Regions from separate parts of the Homo sapiens genome. Here region 2 is linked to region 1. A link is an interaction called in ENCODE POLR2A ChIA-PET data of the cell type or tissue named here. Cell type or tissue: PC-9. All regions are shown on one strand.

Region 1 (4,000 bases):
GTAGATTTAGTGACGAACTGGCTCTGGGCCAAAGAGTAACAGGTAAGTTTCACAGTTGCAGCTGAAAAAGAAATGAAAGCTTTGAGAAAGCCTAGAGCCAAGTCAAAACATGCCATATATGATTTTCTTTTGGCAGATATACTGTAAAATAAGAGTAGACCAAATTCCCCAGGTAATAGTAATTGACCTATAAATGTCATTATTGATAGATTGTGTTTCTGGAAACATTGTTCTAGAGCTAAAGTGCTCATATGAACCTCCGAAAGGAATTTAGAATTAGGCTTTGAAAGTCTCTTTCTCTCTTTACTAATGATTTCAAGTTTCCTTTTGGAGGGTTGCACCTTTTCTTTTTTTCTAATTATTTATCTAAAAAAGTCACATACCCAAGCAGCCACAAACAGTAAGCCAAAGTTTTCTTGGAAAAAAAAATGTTGGTTTGGAAAAGGTTATTTGCTGTCATTTCTTCACGGGGCCATTCACTCCCACATCTAATTATTTGATAGGAAGATTGATAGAGTTCACATTAAGGTTAGCTTTTTTAAACCTGCCAATCTGAGGAAGAGTTGATACTACATTTTCATAAAACATTATTGTTGAGTGAGGCATTGCTATGGTTTCAATGTTTGTGTCCCCAAATTCATGTTGAAACTTAACTGAATTAAGAGGTTGGGCCTTTATGGAGGTGATTAGGCCATGACAGCTCTGCCTTCTGGATGGGATTAGTACCATTATAAAAGGGATTGAGGGAGTGAGTTCAGCCCCGTTTTGCCCTTCTACCTTCTGCTTCCTGCCACATGAGGACAGTATTCATCCGCTCCAGAGGACACAGCAACAAGGAGCCATCTTGGAAGCAGAAAGCAGCCCTTACCAGACACCAAACTTGTTAGCTCCTCGATCTTGGATTTCCTGGTGTCTAGAACTGTGAGGAATAAATATCTATTGTTTATAAATTACGCAGTCTGTGGTATTTCATTATTGCAGTGCAAATGGACTGAGGTGGGCATAGGCTGATTTTGGGGGCAATGCCATTCAGATGTTGCATCCTGCTATGTAGCTTGAGAAACAATCCTTTAATGTTCTGTTGCCTCCCCTTCCTCTTTTGTAAAATAAGATTAATAAAATGTTCAATCTCTCTCTCCTAGATGTCTATTCAATTTAAGTAGAACACGTCTCATAACTAGAAAAAAACTTCCCATATCTTTAGCCATGTAATACAGATACATTTCTGTAAACATCATTTTATTTTATTTTTATTTTATCCTATTTCTGTTACAAGCTTCAAAATCAGTTTCCACGTTCTAAATGCTCATTAGGCAAATAGCATTTTTGGTCATAAACCAGCCAGTTATACAAATTATTTGAGTTTTATAATAACTAACAAAATTAACAACTCTAGATCTCTCCTTATTTGTGCACAACAAAATATGTGCCTTATCCAAACCCAATATGAAAAATCCTCCTTCTCTCTCTCTCACATTCTCTGTTGTTAAATTGCTGAATCACTGTGTGTGGCAGCCAAGTTCAACTCTACTGGGCATGCCTGTTTGAGAATAGTCAGGGGCACCCAAGGTCCCTCTGCTATTTCTAGATAACAAGAACAGAAGAGCAGCCTGATGCCATACTCTAAACAGCTCTGTGTGTGTGTGTGTGTGTGTGTGTGTTTGTGTGTGTGTATTATTTCCCTACGTCTTATTAAAGCTGGCAGATACTCTGTATGTTTATACAAGTAATAGATTGTACAATTTGGGCATGATGGGGGGACCTTGAGAAATCATGTATTTCAACTTCAAATTATAGCATGACAAAATGTAGATAATCCTGGGCACGGTCAGAAGAGCTGGGTGCTGGCTCAGTGGCTCACTGAGGTGTACTCTAAATCACTTTCCAAGATTAATGTGAGGAATATTTTGATAATTAAGGTTTCTCTTTCTCTCACATTTAAAGATAAACTCACAGACTGCAGGATTAACTCTACTTTCTTTAGTTCTTATTGAGAACAGAAGTAATATTCTTTGAATAATGTTTTATTGATTTCCAGTGCTATTACTTAGCACCATTTTTCCCTTCCCTAAATTAAAAACAAATCACTTTCATCTATACTTGAAAACTTACTTTTATAATTCCTTAATTATTACTCATTAGAACTAGATGTTATTACATAGTAAAGGGTTGATGAACACTCAATAAAATTGTAGATTATTTTACAAATCAAGAGTGTTAGCTCTTCCAAGAGATGAATAAGTTTATGCTCTGGAAATGGCCTGTCTGCTTTTGATTGATTACTTTAGTAACAATGTGATTCCGAGCATGTCATGCAAATTCTCTGAGCATCAGTTTCTTCTGTTGTAATAAAAGAATAAGAAGGCTGGGCGTGGTGGCTCACGCCTGTAATCCCAGCACTTTAGGAGGCCGAGGCAGGCGGATCACAAGGTCAGGAGTTTGAGACCAGCCTGGCCAACATGGTGAAACCCCGTCTCTACTAAAAAAAATATACAAAAATTAGCTGGGCATGGTGGTGTGCGCCTGTAATCCCAGCTACTTGGGAACCTGAGGCGGGAGAATTGCTTGAACTCGGGAGGCAGAGGTTGCAGTAAGCTGAGATCGCGCCACTGCACTCCAGCCTGGGAGACAGAGCAAGACTCCATCTCAAAAAAAAAAAAAATAAAATAAGAAAAGTACCTACACTATAGCACTGTTGTGAGAATAAAGTGATATAAAATATATAAAGTTTTAATCATGGTGCCCTATATTTAGTAAGTGTGTGAATTTGAACTGGAAAACAGAGGCTATATGGTTTGTACAGTTTATTTGTATTGAAATACAGTGTAGTTAAATGCTTCTTAAAACACTTTTCAGCTGGGTTTTAAAGTCTGTTGATTATATAAAAGTTAAAAAAACATTTTATTTGTTATCATGGACTTTCAATCACACCTATTTAGGCCTACAATATTGGGTTTTATTTTAGTTGGTATTTGTTACTGACCAATCTTTTAAAATTATCTGTTACCATCTTCGAACCTTTTCAGTTTCACTAATATATAGTCAACCTTTCTCTAGACCTTGCAATTCTTAGTTTGCAAATATGATTACTTAAAAAAATTCCAGAAGATACTATCTGTAACAATGGAGTCCTTTCTTCTATTAATCCCCCCATTAACTTATATATGGAAAATGAACTTTTAACAGAGAAAGATAAAAAAAAGTGTTATAAGAATTTTAAAAATAATTTCAACTGTTATTATAGATTAAAAGGTAAATGTACAGGTTTGTTACATGGGTAAATTGCATGTCACTGAGGCTTGAAGTCCCACTGATCACACCACCCAGGCAGTAAGTATAGTACAGAACAGGTGGTTCTTTAACCCACATTCGCCTCCTTCCCTCCCCTGTCTAGGAGTCCCCAGTGTCTATTGCTCTCATCTTTATGTTCAAGCGTATTCAATGCTTAGCTTCCACTTACAAGTGAAAACATGTAGTTTTTGGTTTTCTCTTCTTGTGTTAGTTTACTTAGGATAATGGCCTCCAGCTGCATCCATGTTGCTGCAAAGGACATGATTTCATTCTTTTCATGGCTGTGTAGTATTCCATTGTGTATATGTGCCACATTTTCTTATGTAATCCACTGTTAATGGGCACCTAGATTGATTCCATGTTTTTACGATTGTGAATAGTGCTGCACGAACATATGAGTGCATGTATCTCTTTGACAGAATGAATTATTTTCCTTTGGGTCTATACCCAGTAATGGGATTGCTAGGTCAATCCGTAGTTCTATTTTAAGTTCTTTGAGAAATATCCAAACTGCTTTCCACAGTGGCTGAACTAGTTTTCATGCCTACCAATAGCATGTAAGTATTCCATTTTCTCTGCAGCCTCACTAGTATCTATTGTTTTCTGATTTGTTAATAATTGCCATTCTAACTTGTGTGAGATGGTATTTCATTGTGATTTGCATTTCTCTGATGATTAGTGATGAGCATTTTTTCAAATGTTTGTTGGC
Region 2 (4,000 bases), 61 kb before region 1:
GTTGAGAATGCTATAATATTATTTGAACATATTATTCTGTGATCTTATCTCTACCACATCAAATAGGGAGAGTATGTAGCAACAGATGTTTGAGGAATTTAAGTGACTTACTTAAGACCATATAGCTAATAAATAATAGAGCTGAGACTCAAGCCAAAGTCTTCTTACTCATAATCTAATGTTCTTTTTTCACTATAACAGTGTCGTTTTAGGTGCCTCAATTCCCTGCACTAGGGATCTTCCTTTGTTAGAACAGTCATATCTCAAGATGTAATACATTAAACCAAAAAGAATAATTGACTCTTGGAAAGAAAAATCATAGGTCTAAGGAGATGAAATGCAGAATAGGTAAATTTTGAAGATTAAAAATTAAAAGTTCCATGGACAGATCACTGTTGTTGATGAAGACATCTGGACAAGCCAGGTAACATCACACTGACAGAATTATTTGCCTGACATCTGGCACATTAAGGAGGCCCTTAATAGCTGGCACATAGAAAGCACACAAGCTTTGCGGATTATCACTGGAAGCTGAAGTAACTGGAGTAGGGATTGAATCTGAAGATGGGTTGAGACCAGAGCCCAAGACTAACCTCTTTTTGATTAGAAACTATCATATATATATATATTTTTTACCAAAACACATAATTTTCTTTGAAAAGTGACATTTTCTTTTTGGGCAGTAAAATAAGTTATTTCAAAGTTCTAATGTTCAAATACTAGACTTTTTTTAAAACAAATTATTATTATTATTTTCTAGACAATTGAACACTTCCAACAAAGTTATGCAATAGGAAATAAAGAAGAAAGACCATTTTAAATATGCATGACTCCCATCTCCCCACTCTTTAAGACACACATAGATCTGGACATTAAAGGTGAATATTTTTCTGTGTAGAGAAAAGCATGGATTGGGAAACACCGAGACCTGCCCTCCTTTCATCCCTTAGGATTTAAGTGTCCCAACGAGGGCTCCATGCTAGAGAGTTACGTTTACTGGACATGAGTGAAAAGTACTGTAGTCCATGTGCAGGGAGGACTAATAAAGATATTTGAGTCCAAAGTAGACACTTGAAGGCTTCAGACCCAGTCACCACAGGCAAGTAAGTGCTTGTTCAGAAAAGTCAGATGAGGAGCTGACATTAAGTACCTTCTAACTGCATAGTCATTTTACCTTCATTTTATGGCTTGCTATCAAAACCTCTTTTATTTAAGATTCTAACAGTTGATAAAAAGCCCAGATTAGATTTTGCTAGAAAGAAAAAAATTTAAGTTAGCGTCAAGTCCTCCTCTTTTTAAAGAACAATTTTTCAGAGATGGAGTCTCAGTCTACACCCAGGCTACAGTGCAGTGGCATGATCATGGCTCACTACTGCCTTGAACTCCTCAGTTCAAGAGAGAGCTTCCCACCTCAGCCTCCGAAATTGCTGGGACTGCAGGTGTGCACGACCATACGTGGCTAATTAAAAAAAATTATTTAGAGATGAGATTTCACTATGCTGTTGAGGCTGGTCTCCAAATCCTAGGCTTAAGCAATCCTCCTGCCTCAGCTTCCTGAGAACCTCTTGATTCTTTGTGTCATTAGTTTTAGAAAACTCTCCTGAGACAAAGTGTAAGGCCACAAAGAAGCTACTCAGTAAAGAGTGCTCTGCCTATTAAACAAAATAGCTTTATGTATGTAAAATATTTTGAAGACTGCTTGATTTTAAAAAACAAGGTTTGTGTCTTAATTCCAGTTGATTTTTATTTTTATTTCTTTTTAAAACCAATTTTCAACTCAGCTCACCATATTTCCAGCCCTAAACTTGACATTTTGTATGATACTAAGACCAATTTATTTGAGAACAGAGACTTTTAGTTTTGTTTTTTTATTTGTATCTTTTTTTTTTAAAAAAAACCATTTTCTTGAGCAATTAATAGAGAGGAAAATTTGTTTAATAAAGAAGAGGATGAGATAGAGGACTCTCTGTAACATGGCATCAGCATTCATTTAGCAAATATTTACTAAGCAACTGTGGTATGTAAGGCATTGTCCTAGATGGCAGGGACACATCAGCAAAAAATGCAAACAAACCAGAAGTCTCCACCCTTGTAGATCTTATTTTCTTGCTGGGGAGATGGAGAGTTAAGGAATAAATAAGTAAATTTTACAGAATGCTAGAAGATGGTAAATGCTATGGAGAAAAATAAAACATGAAAGGAGATAAGAGTGTCAAGTGTGGGTGGGTTGCAATAATAAACAGGACCATCAGGGAAAGCTATCCAGAGATAGGAATGTTTGAGCAAAGATTTAAAAGAGGTAAGAAAACAATTTACCTAAATATTTAGGGGAGGAGGTTTCCAAAGAGAGGAAACAGCAAGTGCAAAGCAATAAGGCAACAGAAGGCCAGGCAATGTGGCTCATGCCTGTAATCTCACCACTTTGGGAGGCTGAGGTGGAGGCTGACTTGAGCTCCCGAGTTCAAGACCAGCCTGGGCAACATAGTGAGACCCTGTCTCTACCAAAAAAAAAAAAAAAAGAAAGAAATGAGGCAAAGGAATTCCTGCAAGGCAGCCTGCATAGCTGAAGTAGTGATCCAGCAGCAGGGAATAGTAAGAGCCTGTCAAAGAGGGGATGGATGGGCCAGACCACATTGGCTCTGAATGCTTTTGTAACGTTTTTATGCTGAATAAAATGGGAAGCCATTACAGGATTTTGAAAAGAGAACTGATATGCTTTGACTTAACAGTGTAAGTACTTCACTCTGGCTGCTATCTTAAGAATTTTCTGTTTGGGAATAAGGATAGGAGGAGAGAGACTGATTAGAAAGTCATTATAATAATCCAGGGGTGCAAGGCTGCTTGTTTGAAAATAGTGAGAAGTGGTCAGATTCTGGATATATTCTGAACAGAGAGGCAACAAGATTTGCTCAGGGGTTGAATGTGATCTCTTAAGTAAAGAAAGCAATCCAGGATGACTCTGAGGTTTTTGACCTGAGCAACTGGAAGTATGTTGTTGCTATTTACCAGTGTGAGAAAGACAGTTTGAGGGAAAGATCAAGAGCTCCATTTGGACATGTCAAGTTGTGACATCCATCCTAGAGTACATGGCCAGTTGAGGGTTATGAGCCTAAAGGTCCAGGGAGAGATCTCTGCTGAAGATTTGGGATACATTTGAAGATTGTTGGCCTACCAGAGAGTATTTAAAATAACACAACTGGGTTAACAGAGAGTGCATGATAGGGAAGATACAGGACCAAGAACTGAGCCCCAGGACACTCTGATGTTAAGAAGCTGGGGCAAGAACAGAAGCCAGGACTTCAGACTGAGAACAACAGTGACCAGTCAGGGAGAAAAAAAAACCAGAGACACTTGTGATGGACTCCAAGTGAAGGAAGTGCTTCAGGAGGAAGGAGTGATCAGCTTTGGAAATGTTTCTGATAGGGTAACATGGGCACTGACTATTGGATTTAGATCTGTGAATTTATTTTTTGGATTAGAGTCAAAGTTTCTTTCCCTCTGGCTTCTGCTCATTGTATTTTTCAGTCGATCGTCCTGCTTTCTGAAGCCGGGTCTGAGTCATCCTGGAAATAGATGCTTATAAGTTCTGGCCTAGTGTCAGGTCATGTGTCTGTTTTCCCTGCCTCTTCAAATTCTAAAGCAACCAATTTCCTGATAGGGTTAGGTCAAAACCTCTTGTATGTATAGTGGGTGGTAACAGAGAAGAGGCCAAGAAGAATTGAATCTCATTCTCCCAGTGCATTTCCAATGTGATTTAGTGTACAGACTGTCAAAGAATATTATGCTTCAAGAGTAACAAGATAGGTGGCCCTTTGGTTCTTTTTTCAGGGAATATGAAAAACTGAAAAAGATGAAGAAATAAGGTATCACAGATTTGGAATTTAAATTATAAATTTGCACATCACGTCTTATGGCATTGGTATTTCAATACTCTATCTAGTCTTCTAGTTCATAAATCAAGAATTACAACACATTCCCAGAACAATGAAAATAGGTAAAC

What was found. Peaks named below come from ENCODE experiments on the same cell type or tissue, not always from the same donor. Only the 100,000 strongest peaks of a DNase experiment are listed, where the experiment ranks them.
Region 2: POLR2A ChIA-PET joins it to region 1 with 5 read pairs; 2 of 35 experiments call an interaction of 5 or more read pairs at or near these places.

What each region holds. Positions count from the first base shown.
Region 1 is chr3:152,907,217-152,911,216 of GRCh38, reverse strand. No RefSeq gene overlaps it. Among named protein-coding and RNA genes, the nearest start is that of P2RY1, 74 kb to the right of the region's middle. In PC-9, no CTCF peak of the experiment used is centred here; no DNase peak of the experiment used is centred here; H3K27ac peaks cover 770 bases.
Region 2 is chr3:152,968,151-152,972,150 of GRCh38, reverse strand. No RefSeq gene overlaps it. Among named protein-coding and RNA genes, the nearest start is that of P2RY1, 140 kb to the right of the region's middle. In PC-9, no CTCF peak of the experiment used is centred here; DNase peaks (open chromatin) are centred at 2,050 and 3,050; H3K27ac peaks cover 1,688 bases.